2 separate regions of the Mus musculus genome follow, and region 2 is linked to region 1. Evidence: chromatin loops called from intact Hi-C (ENCODE). Cell type or tissue: left cerebral cortex. All regions are shown on one strand.

Evidence for each region. A loop is a pair of places that touch in the nucleus more often than their neighbours do. Peaks named below come from ENCODE experiments on the same cell type or tissue, not always from the same donor. Only the 100,000 strongest peaks of a DNase experiment are listed, where the experiment ranks them.
Region 2: a loop joins it to region 1, with 2.3 times the contacts of the local background. A loop is called at or near these places in 4 of 42 quality-filtered maps.

Annotation. Positions count from the first base shown.
Region 1 is chr11:118,788,024-118,796,023 of GRCm38, reverse strand. The region is part of intron 2 of Rbfox3 (RNA binding protein, fox-1 homolog (C. elegans) 3); the gene reads left to right. It overlaps Gm11750 (a long non-coding RNA gene), which reads right to left. Exons shown (of 3, transcript XR_001780387.2): 1 at 3,346-8,000; 2 at 2,819-2,875; 3 at 2,320-2,423. Among named protein-coding and RNA genes, the nearest start is that of Gm11750, 6.6 kb to the right of the region's middle. In left cerebral cortex, no CTCF peak of the experiment used is centred here; DNase peaks (open chromatin) are centred at 2,283, 2,969, 3,288, 4,404 and 2 more places; H3K4me3 peaks cover 325 bases; H3K27ac peaks cover 5,410 bases.
Region 2 is chr11:118,853,100-118,861,099 of GRCm38, reverse strand. All of the region lies in intron 1 of Rbfox3 (RNA binding protein, fox-1 homolog (C. elegans) 3), which reads left to right. Among named protein-coding and RNA genes, the nearest start is that of Rbfox3, 52 kb to the left of the region's middle. In left cerebral cortex, no CTCF peak of the experiment used is centred here; DNase peaks (open chromatin) are centred at 2,754, 4,601 and 7,268; H3K27ac peaks cover 6,224 bases.

The sequences.
Region 1 (8,000 bases):
AGACATGCATCTGTCATCTATCCTTCTATCTGTCTGCCTGGAAGCCATTGATTTGTATCATAATTGTAGAGCTTATATTTAAAATGTTACCCCCTCTTCGTCTTAGCTATTATGGGGGCTCAGGCTGGGGAGGCCAAGGATCTGGGTCATGCTTCCTTGTGCTGGAGTCTCTCATGCTTCACTGGGGCCTCCTTCAGCTCTCCAGACTCAGCCAAACAGACAGCGAAGGTGGGATGGCGGCACGGGAACTGAAAGCCAGGGAACAGGTCTGTCATCCTATCATGTCATGACCTCACATCATGACCTCCAGGTCCTCACATCAGGAACCTGGGCGGGACAGGCAAGGAACTGAGGCTGAGACAGGAGTAGAAGAGGAAGAGGTGGAAGGGAAAGAAGGAAGAGGTGGGGAGGGGAGGGGAGGGGAGGGGAGGGGAGGGGAGGGGAGGGGAGGAGGAAGACAGCATCCCAGAGACCCTGCTCAAAGTCTCCACCCTTGTTAGAGAGAAGCCCTGCCTTCTGAACTACAGTCACAAGGAGCGTTGTTAAATGGATCATGGGAAGCAGGCCCTAGCTGCCAGAGTCTGGCAAGAAGCCAGGGGATCTCATACCATTGAGTGTGGACGACTGCTGGGACAAGGCCTGAGGCTGTGGGGAGGGGGGGGAGGAGGGGGAAGATGGGACAGGCTTGGTGACCACAGACAGCACACAGCTGGGATGCACAGTCCCTGGTAAGTGATAGATGGCTGGGAAGATGGTGGAGAGAGAGGGATAATAGGTATGTGGTTAGAGGCCTCACTTCCCCGACATCCATGTGCATGTTGTTGGTACAAGAATGATCTCTTTTTAGAAGAGACATCAGTTAGAAAGAGACAGCTGGCAAAGACCCACCCTCTCCCCTCTCCTAGCCCCGCCCATCAGTCCCACTTACACAGATACTCGCCATCCCATGCACCATGTGACCCAGGTGTGCACAAGGACAGCAGTGTACTGTGTTCACAGTGAGGCCAGCACAGAAACACCCTGCGGCTGGCTCCCACCTACAAGGTCTGATCCTAGGAGGTCCTTCCCACCGGCTGTGGCCCTCATGTCAGGTGAGGGGAGCTCTGTGCTTCCCCATCGAAACCTTTTTTCCAATCCCAATAGTTTACCCTGCAGCCAGTCACCAGGCCCCATAGCAACCAAGGCTGGCAACAGCGCCTGGCACCTTCGAGAAAAATTATCAAAATCACTTTCCTTTGGAGAGATGGGGTGAGGAGGCTCGTGGCTTCTCGTTACATAATAGAACAATCTCTGAGGTTCAGATCACATCCTCAGGCCGAGGGTTGATTGGGAGCTGAGGTGACCCTCCAGGTGCCGCGGAACAGCTGGTCTGCATGTGTTGTTGGGAGGCACCAGGCCCTGTGGGGAGCTGAGAGTGGAGGGAGGGGCTCTGCTCTCCTCTCCCCAGGACTGAGTGTGAATGGAAACCACACCTTCTCCTCTCCACCACAGCCTGCGAGGGGCTGGATTGATTGATTGCGCAGCCCCCACATCCATCCCTGGCTTTCAGGACAAACTCATATCACCAGGGGCTAGGGAAGCCTCGTGATTACCAGGCAAACAGTGTCCAGGGAAGAATGAGATAGATTGTCCAAGCCCTGGCTGGAGACTAGAGGATGGAGGTAGCCACGAGAGCCAGGTAGAAAACGCTAGCCAGGAAAGGCTGGCCCTGGGCTGTGACCCCACTGCTTAGACTCTCAGCAACCATGAGAACAGTTGATGTCTCTGGAACACCGACGTGTCTCCAGACCAAGCATCTGGGTGGGAACATCAGGCCAGGTTGGTACTGGGAATTATGGCAGAGAGACCCAGAACCTTCCCTTACAGAGGGCCATGGGGCAGAAGCCAGATCCAATTAGAAAGCTGCATGGAGTGGATACTCAGAGCGACAACGGAGCCAGGGTGGCTCCCTTGCACAGGTGCGACTGCCATGCCTTAAGTCAATGGCTCCGTGTCCACCCTGGACCAAGCCGATGAGAATCCACAGAGCCTGTAACCAGGCTACCTACAGAGCAACTCCATTATCGTTACCGTGGTTGGAGTCTGGGTAGGGCCTGTAAGGCTGGCAGGCTATGGTGGCAGCCTTTGGCCCAGCCGCCCTCAGGCTACTCTGGCTAGTTAACATGCAAGCAGTGCATCGCTGGGAGAAATTTAGATTTTTTTTTTTTGCATGTGCGCTTGCATGTAAATGTGGGTAGGTGCTGTCCTGATTGATGGCAATTAGCATTTTCTAACGGGAACAGATGTTCGGATTGCCAGGAGGCTGGTACCTACCGCCCACGCCGCCATCTGCTCGGCTGGGCAGGGCCGGGGGGAAGCAGCCCCGTCCCGAGGCCCGCCATTCCTTGGTGGTGTGTGCTTAACAGGATTGTGTGAGATTGTTTCTGGAGGGAAGAAAAATAATAATAAAGATGTTTTCAGGGTTATAAATAGTTCATGCTGTTTATTATGGGATGGAGCTCCGCTCTGACTAGCAGGCTGGGTTTCTGTGTGCCGTGAACAAAGGGATTGCTGAACAGAATGCAAAGTGCCAGCTCCATGCAGGGCAAGGGAGGCTGCCTAGGAAGCCAGGGTCGAGGGGCCTGAGACCCCAGAAGGACTGGAGGAGGTGGAGAGGAAAAATAGGGGGTGAGGTGGGGTGGGGAAGCAAGCCAGGGTTTTTATCCTTGACTTCTAATCCCAGCAAGCCAGAATTCATGATTACCCCACTTCTCAAGCCAATGGCAGGTGGGAATGGTCTCAGAGCTGGAGCCACGAACACGCCCTGGGTTCTACTCACCCACTGGCAGGTCCTCCAGCTCTTGGTCCAGGACCGTGGCCATCTGATTTCACCAGGCTTCGGCAAAGAGAAAAGGATCATTTGTGCACAGGGCATCGCTGTGCCCAGCCAGGCTGGTGGCCGAGGGCAGGGCCAGCCTTGCTCCCAGCTGTCTTGGGTAATGGGTAAAGCCTGGTTGCCTGGCACTATGCCTCTGGGAGAGTTTTTATTACCCTTCCCGTAGCCAGCACAAGCAGATCCTCCTGTGTTTTCTTCCTTTCTTTCTTTCTTTTTTGGTTTTTTGGCTTCTTAGAACAAAACAGTTTGTTTGTTTGCTTGCTATAAAAAGAGTTACTCCCCCCCTCCCCCGCCAGCACCCCTGTTACTGTCTGCAGGCAGCAACCAGCCTGCAGCCCCTTCCTCCACAGGCAGATGTCTGCGGGGGAGCCTGTCACCCATCCTCCAGGCATGGGGACAGATGTCCCATCTTTCTATCAGGGACACCCTTCCTCTGTAGGCTGAGGCACAGCACCCCACCCCAGGCTTACCGGGCACTTGCGTGCCTGTGCTATGTTCTTGGTTGATGCTGTTTTTGAGGCACAGTCCTCAGCCTCTTCAGATCTCAGGCATGCACCACAGTGCCGAACTTCCCGGCTCAGAGGATCAGGGCATCGTCATCATAGCCCGCATCTGTGCTGGAATGAGGGATGGAGACCATCCATGACATGCTCTTCCAGGCCACTGCTCACATTTCCCCCTGTGTCTTCCTGGCTGCTTGTCTACTCTGCTGTGGTAGACACACAGTGGCTTAGAGAGAGGATGTGACTGGGCCCCTTAGTGGGAGGGGGGAAGGTTTCCTGGCATGACCCCGTGTCTGGAGTACTTGGTGCTTATGTCTTCCTACCTGGGTTTTCTGATCCAAGGCCAGCAAAGCTGCTCTCAAGTTCCCTATTGGAGGCTCTGCCAGGAGCTCAGGGTTCAGCAAGGAGGGGTTATTTGCAAGGAGCAGCAGCTGCTGCTGGAGGGGTAGTGGTACCATGGGGGGGGGGGGTCCTATGGCATCACAATATGAAGGACTTGTCTCTGCTCCCTCTCTACCTAGAGGTGGACATAGGCCCACAGTCCCCAAAGAAGCAGATAGCAGATTTCCCAATGTCTAGGTAAAAGGGAACCTTTGTGAGCTGTCAATACAGAAGCCAGTGGCTTGGGTTTGCCTTTGCCTTTGGGAACACAGAAATGTGCACAGGCACGGTCTGATTTCCTGTTATACCATCGACTTGCGTTCATTGCTTACAGCTATCTTTCTTCTCCACCAAGGCACTGTCTGCATCTGGGCTCTGATGCCCCATTGTTGTGGGGAGCTATGTTAGGCACTGCAGAACACTGAGCTATGTACCCACAGGTTCTACGTAGGAGAAGCCAGTACCCAGCCCACCTCATAGGCTATGACACCCAAGGGTTTCTCCAAGCAAGGCTATGCTGTTCAAGTGGTGAACCCCTGCTGGCATATCCCTGGTGACCCCACTCCTGACACCTGGGTTCCCTGTCCCACTCTCTGTATCCACACGAGCTTTTCATCTCAGAAGCGGCCCTCCCTCGTCTCCTCCCAGCAGCCTCTGTGCTTCACCATGGCATCATATTCCAGCTGACAGCTATTTATAGATCGCCCACTGTGTGCTGTCTGGAAGCCGAGGGCTGGTGGCCTTACCTTCTAGAGAGCAGAGAGACAGGGTATGTGTCAGATAGGTGGATTACACCCCAGGGCCGGCACAGAAGTCCCACCATGCTGGTGGCTGCAAACAGTGGCCTGTCATTGTTGTCTTGCAGTTCTGAAGAGCAGAGTGAGGGATGGTGGGATGGCTTCTGCAGGCTTAAAGGAAGGGTGCCCTTCCACCCACTGCAGCCGTGTGTTCCTTGGCTTGCAGCTGCCTCCTTCCTGAGTCTGTCTCCATTGTCCTTACACAACCCAATAGCCTGTGCCTAACCCCCAGACCACCTCTCCCTTCTTTTCCTCAGTGGATTTTGAGACAGGTCGTTGCTATGTAGCCAAGACCTCCTCTGCGTGTCCGAGCTTACGGAAGCCACTGTTCCAGGCGTGCGGTGACAGGCCCAGATCCCTCCTATCTCTTACACAGACACCAACCAGCCATTGCACTCTGCATCTGCGATAGCTTTGTTTCCTGTGGCTGTGACAAAATATCCTGACAAAGGCAGCTTAGAGAAGAAGGGATCTTTGCCCCACAGTTCCGGGCTACAGCCCATCGCTGTGGGGAAGCCAAGGCAGGAACCTGAGGGAGCTTAGTGATCTATCATCAAGAGCAGAGAGCAATGAGGGGGGCTCAGCCTGCTCACTCCTTTCATCCCGTCTAGGATGCTGAACTCAGGGTGTGGCACTGCCCGCATGGATCCTCCCACGAGAATTAATGCAATTAAGATAAACCCTCACAAACATTCCCAATGTCCTGCTTCCAGGAGGAGCCAGGTTGTATCCTTCTCACCCTCTGAGGCCTATGGGAGTAGGGTTGGAACAAGTCATGTATTATGGAGGTGTAAGTACAGGCAGTGTCCAGTTGACACTGTCTGGGCCCACCCAGATGTGCCGTTAAGGTTCAGTGGAGAAGGGACTGTATGCAAGGGGCCTCATCACCTTCCTTTCCCCTTCTGCTCTGGGTTCAAGAAGAACTGAAGCCTTGGAAGATTGTCTTTTCTTTCACATAACATTTTATTAAACCTTTGAAAATGTTACATGCATACAATATATTTTATCATAGACACCCCTAACACTCTCTCTAACTCCACTCAAATTGCTACCATTCCCTACCTCTCCAAATTTTAAGCCCTCCTTTTTATTTTCATAATAACTCACCAAATCTTGTTCGGGCTGCTCATATACACATAGATGTGAGCTGCCTGTATACTCATGGGTGTGGGCCGCCCATAAACACATGAATTTGGGCTGCCCATATATTCATGGGTGTGATCTGGCCATATATTCATGGGTATAACCTGCCTATATACACATGGTGTGGGCTGCCCATCTACACATGAATGTGAGCTTCCCATATATCCATGGGTGTGAACTGCCCATATATTCATGGGTGTGAGTTACCCATATATACATAGCTGTGATCTGTCCAGGTATTCATGAGTATGAGCTGCCCATATACTCATGGGTATGCTCTGCCTATATACACATGGGTGTGGGCTGCTCATATACTCATGGGTGTGACCTACCCATATATTCATGGGTGTGACCTGCTTATATACTCAAGGGTGTGAGCTTTCTATATACTCATGGGTGTGAGCTGCCCTCCATAGACGCATGGGTGTAAACTACCCATATACACATAAGTGTGAGCTTTACATATACTCATGGGTTTGACATGCCCATATACTCATGAATATGAGCTACCCATATACTCATGGGTGTGCACTGCCTATATACTCATCGGTGTGGGGCCATCTACTGGAGTGAAGCTGACCTACTAGGGCCACACATGGATGGCAGCAGTAGGAGGCCTTCACTGTAAGGCACTTAGCTATCTTTCCCCCTTGATCCTATTTTTCAGGCAGTGTCAGGCACAGTGCTTGGCTCTGGGCAGCTAAGGAAGCTGATTCAGGGAGCTGATGCTGAGCGCTGAGTAGGCCTCAGACCAGATGCCCTTTAGGAAGTTGTTGTAAGTCAAAGTGGACAGATGAGTGTCTGAACTCAGCTGACAGGAGATGCAGCAAAGGGACCAAGTTTTTATAAAAAACTGCTAAACTAGCTAGGTGGTTGTGGTGGTGCATACCTTTAATCCCAGCAAAGGCAGGTGAATCTCAGAGTTCAAGGCCAGCCTGGTCTACAGAGTGAGTTCCAGGACAGCCAGGGTTATACAGAGAAACTCAGTCTTAAAAAACCAAACCAAAGACCAAACCCTGCTAAACTTTACATGACAAAAATCAACCATCAGTTATTCAAAGTGTGTGACACGGTGCCACTTGGATAACTATGACCTCTAGTTCCAGAACAGTTTTCTTACCCTAAAAGGCAAGTTCACCTCTAGAAGTTACCCCTACCTTTCCAGCCTCCCACTTCCCCACTTCAGGCGCCAATCTACCTTCTCTCTGGATTATTGACCCCTTCTGCTTGTTTTACATGTATGAAGTCAAATCTGGCCTTTAGCAGCACATTATAGTATGTATTATAACCTCCCCTTTTCAACCCTGAGTAATACTCCATTACTTGACTATACCACATTCAACATGCCCATGCTGTTTCTCAATGGGCATTTGACCACTACAAAAGACCAGTCCTTTTAGGAATATTTCTATTTCCACTAACATATTTATGGAGTGCAGAAATAAGATTACAATCATAAGTCCCATCATCCTTAGCCTCAAATATCCTCCTGCCTGCCAACTCCAATAGAATTATCCCGATGACCACTTTGAAGAACCAAGTATCCCAATATCCAACACTGTGTGGAGGAACTTAATTCTTGGCCTTTGTGGTGTAGCCTCTGTTAAAGGCGATCTGGAAGGCTATGAGTTCTTGGCAAGGAGCAGCCTCAGCTTGGAGAGGGTTTCCTGAAGAAAGGGTGTTTGGAAGTGGCAAAAGAAATGACCTAAAGTCAGTTGTGGGTACAAGCTGAGAGCTCTATGGTCTTCTTGAGATGACTCTCCAGACAGTTCTCCAGAGATCTCCAGACAGCTTAGCTCTTACAGACCAAAGCCCAGTCTTTTATTTGCATATCAATTCAATTCTTCACCCCAGGTTCCCTTTTGATTATCCCATGAATTAACATTTTATGACAGTAGCTCCAGGACTTTTAGAAAAGACAGGAAGTACATTTTTTTAACATAGTAAATGAATTCAGAGATCTGCCTGCCTTTGTAATCATAGACCATAAGCTATCTGGGTGGGATCCAGCTCTGAGGTCACCATTCCCACCAAGCCTGGGCCTAAACTAGCTCTGTTCCAGGTTGACCTTGAACTCAGGAATCTGCCTGCCATTGTAAGCACAAACAATAAGTTTAGCTGGGTAGCATCCTGCCTTACAGTCACCACTCCCTAAATCTCTTTATCTCCTTCCATAATGTCTTTCTGACAAGCTGGCTCATAGCGCAGCTGCCTATGTTCTTTTGGGTCCATGGAACCTCTTATGTAGTAAATATTACATCCTTATGCAAAATATTGCATAATTGAGAAATTATACTTTCT
Region 2 (8,000 bases), 65 kb before region 1:
CTCAAAATGGCTGCACGGTGGTGTTGGAAAATCTCTAACCTTGAAAACGAGAAGCAGCTTGGCGGTCAGAGTGGTTCCCAGCAGGCCATTGCACACTGGGCTCCTGGGGCACGTGTATGAAGCAGGGAGGCCTGAAGGAGTCTGTGCCTGCGTAGACCAGGGTGGTGGCCATTGGCACATGGGAGCACTAGGCTGGTGTGAGCAGCATTGCCACTCAGCACCAGAGCACATCCCCTCAGGAGTGGTTCATCTGCTAGATTACGTGCACAGTTACAGTCTGAGTACATTAGATTATATGAAGTCTATTATTAAGATTAATTTCACCCATTTCATTTATTTTACTTAATTTAAAAAATTTAAATTTAAAACAAAAATGTTGAAATTCTTATTTATTCAGTGTGTGTGTGTGCATAAGTGTATGTGCATACTGTGGTATGTGCGTGGAGATCTGGAGGCAGCCCTCCAGTTTGGTTCTGTCTACCTGTTCCCAGGGCGATGGAACTCAGGTTGTCATATTTGGTGGATTTCCTATTGAGTCACATTGCTGGCCCTACTTTGAAAAAGATCTAAGTTTTACTTTTTAAAAGGTGGCTGTTAGAGCCAGTCATGGTGGTGCTTGCTTGTAATATTAGCCTGGGAGGTGGGGGGATAGGAAGTGGGAGGAGGCTGAGGCAGGAGGACCAGGGCTTCAGATGTTCAGTAGGGGGCTCAGCTGCTAGTGAGTTCAAGGCTAGACTGGATACGTGAGACTCTGTCTCAAAACAAAACATCCCACACCTGGAAAAACCTCCAGAGAAAGAAAGAAAGAAAGAGAGAGAGAGAGAGAGAGAGAGAGAGAGAGAGAGAGAGAGAGAGAGAGAGAGAGAGAAACTATAAATGGTTACTAAAAACTTAAATGCTGCTAGTACAGTATCTCTCCTGGTCAGATTGGTCTAAGCCTGGCTCTCTGACGTGAAGCTGAACTCCCTTGTACCTCAGGTTCCACATCCAGGAGGTGGGAAAACAACCACAGGTGGCCATTTTGTGACTCCTGCGTATATCACAGAGCCCTTGGTATTTCTGGCACTGGTGCCCTGGAAGTGAAGCAGCCGCTGCCAAGGAGTTCCCTGAGCCATTTATCTGAGTTCCTCCCGGTTAGACACCCCTAGGGGTTTTGAGAATTATACTTGTTTTGTAAATATCTGTTAAGAAATAAAAATAGGCCTATTATTTTATCAACCTTTGCAGCTTTGTAGCTTGGAGCACGGCACAGCAAAAGGCACTTTGAAAAGAGGAGGGACTGGAGAGACAGCTCAGGGATTAAGAGCAGGTACTTGTAGGCATGCATTTTTTTGCAACCTACTTTTACTAAGGATTCAATCTCTCCTCTAGCCCACCTCCCAGCAGAGGTAGTGGAAGAGAAAAGTAATTAGGATATGGGGGAAGTGGGCCTGTTCAGCAATAGTTCTTTGGGGGCAAGTCCAATCTTCCTTGACAGCAGCTCAGTCCCGTGGCAAACACCAAAAACGACTCAGCTGCAGACCAGTCCTCTAGGCAGGCAGACACCAGGCGTGAACTGGCAGCCACAGTCCAGTCCTTTCAGCAAGCAGACACCAGACATGAACCAGCAACTGTAGTTCAATCCTGAAGGAACCACCAGACTTACCAACTGGCCTGAGGTGGGGCCGCGGAAGCAGGGAGCTGCGGAGGGAACCTCATGAGCAGTTCTTGGGTGAGTGTCTCTCAATGGCTGGGTTGTCACAAGTTGAGCTCAACAGCACCATGAAAGGTAAAAACAATACTTGCGTGTCGTTAGGGAAGAATAGTGAGGCTGAGCAAACCAAGGCTCAGTGCTTGTCTCCCACTGTCTGAGGGGTCATATTTATACTCCTTCATCAAGCATTCTTTTCCGTGGCTGCTCCAGCAAAACATCCTCTCACCTGTGTCTGCTTCAGAGAAACTTTCCCATGTCTGCAAGATGCCCTTCACCGGTGTGCTCCAGGGAACCATCATTTGACACACCTGACTTTTCAAAGAAACTAGAAGTTTCCACTTCAAGTACTGCTGTTGCAGGGGGACCTGAGTTTGGTCCCCAGCACCCATTATGGGCATCTCTCAACAGCTGCAACTCCAGCTCCAGGGGCGGGGGAGTTGGAGGTAGGGTGGGGAGTTGGGGGGGGGGAACCTGATGCCTCTGACCCTCATAGGCACTTTTACTGACACGTATGTACATACCTGTGCACACCCCCATACACACATTCGCATAATTAAGATAAAAATAAATCTTGAAAAGGCTGATGCTCTGAAGTTCAAAGGCAGCAGAGAATACGGTACTGTTTCCATGAAAAGAAACACTCTTGTGGGGAAACTTCGCAGGAAAGCCTGTGGCCCCGGCCAACCTGATCATCCCAGGGAAGAAGGTCCACTTCCACCTCCAACACTAAAGCTATCCAACATCCAGCAGCCCAGAAATGGAAGCAAAACAGAATGGAGAAGATCTTCTGGAAGCTTCCTCCTGAGGAGTGACATCCTGACTGCCAGCGTGGTCCCTGTGAGGACAGCTGGCTTGGGGCCGGGAGTCTGGGCTTGTGCCCGCCCTCCAGGGCTCAGAGAGCCAATGCCAGGGCTCATGTCAGGGGGAGCCCACATTTCCTCTGCTTTCCTGGCTTCGGGTCACCTGAGCGCTGGGGATGAGCTGCCTCAAGGGACAGGCCTCGCTGCCCGCCTGCAGGCAGTTGGCTCTAATCGCCGCAGGCACTTTGCACTCGGCGCAGGGTGGTATATCCAGTCTCTTATTTTTATTTTTCCATTTTTGACATTGTCCTTCAGTTCCTCTTCCACGCTCCCTGTTAAGCTGTTAAATCACTCCATTTATTTAGCGTGAGTGTTTCTGAGTATTCATTTTTATCTTGGTGAAAACCAGGCTTGCTCATGGGCACATAATGAAATTGCATAAATATACCCTTAGCTTGGAATCTAATTTATTCTTCCTGTTCATTATGGGGTAGAAGGCCATTATGAAATGTATAACTTTTTTTTTCTCAGTGCTGGAATTGGAAGGCTGTGGCCTGGGCTCTTTTTATTCTGATGATTTCGTCCTGATTCAATTTAAAGCTGGTTAGGGCTCAAATATTGGAGCATAATTGACAAAGATCAGTGTGGGCTGGAAACCTAACATCAGGTGGCTTCCCAACTCTACAAGCATGTGGGTTAAGCAGCGGTTCCAGGGGAGGCTCTTGTGTCTGTGGAGTCCCGGGGACTTCCCGTCCTGCCCGGTGTAAAGTATGGACGTTCTGAATTTCATCCAATGGCAGGTGCAGGCTGAAAGGGTGAGTGCATCCCAGCCCTGAAACACTCAGAAATGCTTAGGCATACCTCTGGAAACACATCACCTGACCTACCACGACTTGGAGGGGTTGAGTGGTCTCAACCTGGCCGAGGTCACCAGGTCCTGCTGGAGTCCAGCTTCATAGGAACTATAGATGAAGCATGCAGGAGCGAGAGCTGAATGGAGCAGCATTCTGTGGGCTGGGGGAAGAGGATGGGACATCACCAGATGGAGAAGGCTGTGAGATCCCAACATGAGCTAAGGAAGTGGGGTGCTCCACCTAGCCCTGAGAGGCAAACCGGTGCTACAAGCCTTAAAGATAAGGAGCCATTTTGCTCGCACATACCCCACAATTCCTGGGGTCAGAACATCAGAAAGGTCCAAAGTTTAAGCCATAACCATGCTGGACACGAGTGCTTTGGGGTTGCAGGCCCGGTCCACAGGGATCCACTTAGACATTCTAGGGCGGGCGAGCAGACGTAAGTGACCTACCAGGATAATGCTAGGGACAGCGGGCACACTGGGTAGAAGCAGGACAAGACAGGCGAGAACCAGAGCTGTGGGGACTATGTGGCTCTTTTCCCTGGGACTGAATGACTAGGGGTGAGTGTATGAGGTGGGGAGAGCTACTTAAACTTCAGATGAGCAATGAAGAGATTTTGTTGTTGTTGTATATCAATGGGTGATAAAGTTTGCATGGGGCACACACAAAACAACACACCACCCTTGTTATTTTTTCTAAGTTCAAGTATAAAGGCATCAGTGTGTCCATTCACTGAAACAGCTGTGTCTACTTGAGAGAGAGAGAGAGAGAGCTCATTTTGTAATCAGTTCGCGCGTGTGTGTGTGTGTGTGTGTGTGTGTGTGAATACTTAGGTACCCAGGAAGGCCAGAAGTGGGTGTCAGATGCCCAGAGCTGAAGTGTTACAGGTGGCTGTAAGTTGCCTGATGTCAGTAGCACTAGGAACCAAACTCAGGTCCTCTACAAGAGCAGCCGCTGCCCCCTGAGCCATCTGCTCAGCCTCTCCACCCTCTACCCTAACCTCCAAGTCAGAGCCTCTCTCCAGAGACCATGGAGCTTGCCAAGTCCGTGAGCCTGACTAGCTAGCAAGCCCTAGGGCTCTGTCTCTGCTTCCCCAGCACTAGGCTTAGACCTTAGCTTTTCACATGTTGCCAGGGATCTGAACTTGGGCCCTCGGGCTTGCACAGCAAACTCTTTACTGGCCAAGTTGTCGGCACAGCTCCTTAGTCATCACCAAGTTCAACCACAGGAATAAGTCATCATGTGTTCACCTCACTGAGTCTTATAACAGGACTGTAATCAAGAGCCTCTCTTCCTCCCACCACAAACGTAACTCCCCCCGTCCGTTTCCTGGTGGGAAGTGCCCTCTTTACAACCAGCGCATATACAGTGTCAGGCATTGTGTGTTCTCTGGCACTTTCAGCTTTCTTAGAGAAAATCCTCAGAGTAGATTGCCAGGGCAGGGGATCTGCATTCCTTAAGTTTTCATTTAAAATGACACCTGGATTATTTAGAAAAAGTCAAGGATATTTATAGACATCTCTGCACGTCGGGGGATCCTCTATCTATAGCTACCGACATCAGGTATTATACCTTTGCAAGACATTTCTCAGGCGAAGTGTAGAAACCACCTCACCCTTTAACTTACATATGCCCAGCTCTGGGAACGCTCAGCGTCGTTTGCATTTTTTTTTTTTTTTTTTACCACTTGGATTTTTGTAGAAGCGGTTATTTGCATAATCTGTTTCTACAGAGTCTTATTTATTTCAGGGTGCTCTTTACATATAGGGGACAGTCATATTTTATTTGACACAGGGTAGGAATTGTTTCTAGCCAGTGTGATCAAGGCCATCTCGTGATCTTGGGGCATAGATCTGAACTCACGGGAGTGACTTTTGGAACCTCATGAGAATCATAGCCAGAGATCCTACAGGCCTATCTTTGCCTGCTGATCTTACCCTGAACTTTCTGGACCTGAAGAAACAGCATGTGACCCAGGAACCTGTGTTTTGTGGCGGTGCTAATGCTGCTGTAAGAATAATCTCCACACTTGCCCTCCTGCCCCATGTGCTTGTGGATGTGGTCATCAGGTTGTCCTATCCTGACTGTGACTTTGAGGTGGGAGGAGCTAAGGACAGATGGAAAGTTACAGAGTAGAAAGTAGACACATGTCTTCCGGGGAATGGGCAGAGACAGTCTGTTGCTGGCTAGCATTGCTCGGGAGAAGAGGGGATACCATCCTTCCTGGACATTCCAGGAAAGACCTGATGTGGTGGGTCACCATGTGTCTCTATGTGTCTCTAACCAGCCTCTCCATGGACGGGTCTTATTCGGAAATGGTCTTTTCAGATGTAGTCAGGTTAACGTGAGTTTGTACTGAATGAAGGTGGACCTAAACCCAGTTTATCTCAGAAGACACAGCAGACATTCAGAAGGGAGGCCAGGAGGTGGTGGAGGAATGATTTGTTTGGTCTGACAGGAGGCAGAGTGAAGGACCCAGGAGGCCAGAGGCCGCAGCCTCTGTGTGACACCCTTCAGAGCATTGTGTGGGGACAATTCCCAGAAACATAGGACCTCTTCTCTTTTTTGGTCTTAGCCATGATGGACTGTGGCCAAGGAGATAATAGAATCTCAGTGGGAGCAGAGGACAGGAGGCAGCTTGGGTCAAAGTTCCTGGCTCCCAAGAGCATCGCAGGATGGGGCTCTAGGTCTACTGAAGTCCTCTGTGTCCTGGAGTGGGCAGGGCAGAGCCTGGGTCCTGATGCCCAAGAGATATTCTCAATCGATGGGCCAGCTGGGTGGCTGTCACGGGGCTTCTGTTTGCTGCAGCAGCCGTGGTATCAGTTTCAATTGGCTGAAGCAGAGAGCATCATGGCAAGTCCGGGGGCATTGATCTGGCATTGATCTGGATGTTATATACACCCAAGGCTGTCCCCTAAAACTAGGAGTTCTGCTGCACCCCGAGGCCTGTTGCCCTGGCCAGACTCGGGAGCACTTGACAGGCTAATGTCTGTGTGGTCATATGGTCCCAACTCTGCTACATCCATCCCAGGTTGTTATTTTCCTAAGGGGCCTTCCCCAAAGCGCAGAGGGACATAAAGTCAAATAAGCCAGAAAACGACAACTTCCCAGTGCCAGGGATGTCATATAGCAGGTAATTCTTCTCTTGGACAGGCTGGCGCGAAGTCCCAGTGGATCAGGGCCTGGCCCAGCGATGGCTGCCGGTCGGTCCTCGTCTCTGTCCAGGACTCCCTTTCTGGATTTCCACACAGTCTCTGGGTGCACTTCAATCTCTGTCTATTCTCTGCCTTTTAAGCATGTTAGGCAGACCGCTCCTGAGCAGCTGTTCCATACTTGAGGGGTGTATCTCACTCTCAGCAGAGCTGATAGGAATTTGTGGGACCTCTCTGTGACTGTCACTCACAGCCTCTCACTGGAACCAACCCTGATGCTGAGACCCCCCTCCACCCCCCCAGTCTTAAAGCCTCAGAAATACCTTGGATGACATCATCCTTGCAGTGGGTCAGCATCTCAGGGTGACAAAGAGACATCCCTATAGAAAGCTGTGTCCTCAAATCAGATAACATTTCTGTTTTTTGTGACACTGCAGAGTTTGGACTGAAGACAGAGAAGTTATTTTTCCAAAGTCCACTTACATATTTAATACCTAGAGACAATTTTGTGTGTGTGTGTGTTGTGTGTGTGTTGGGTGTGTTGTAAAATTGCCCCCAAACTGTCCTCTGCTGTCTTTGGGCTAATTTGGATGTTACAAGATGACACTGTAGAACAGTTAGTGATCTGATACTGACATGGAGTTAAATGGAGAAAAGTTACAGAATAGGTTGTACAGTATGCTCCCACTTGGCACCAAAAATACATATCCTATGCCTGGGGAAGTCTGGGAGCATATATATGCGCAAAATGTTAGCACAAGTTATTTCGGGTTAGTGGGATTATGGGATATTTTTATTTTCTTCTTTTTGCATATGTGTAGTTTCTAAATCTTTCTGCAGTGAATATGTATAACTATTATAATAAGGGTAAAATTAGAACCAGATTTTGCCAAAAGCTGCTTGTACCCCCGGACCAGAGATGGCCCAGGCCACCCGTCTTGGGCCACAAAACTCCCTGCTGTTTGGTCCCTGGGCTCTCAGAGGCCCACCTGGATCTCTTATTGTTTTCTTCTCAGGTCTAGGTGTCCTGGGATGGGCAGTACATATACCAGACTGATTTAGTGGTAATGTTTCCGGATAATGTTTTGAAGACAGCCCTGTCTGACAAAAGAGAGGAGTCTCTTGGAAGCCTTGGGGCCCTCCCCCATAGGTGATGTACCTAGGTATGCTAATTTCCAAGCAGGAGCCCTCCCCAACAGGTGATGTACCCAGGTATGCTCATCTCCAAGCTGGACCATACTGCTCCTCTGTTCAATCATCAGCCAATGGGATCACGGGGCTTAGTCAGGACATGGCTGGGTGTGGTACATTGTGGCTGGGGTTTTCTGGGTATGCCTAGGGTTGTGTGTTGCCTGAGGAGGATTTCTGAGGGCTGGAGCAGAATGTCCCAGGAAGATGACATAGGTGTAATGTCCATCTCTGGCTACAGACGGTGGGCAGTTTGGTCTGTGGGACCCTGGGCTTGTCCTATAAAGGAAAGAGGCCATGTGGCAGAGAG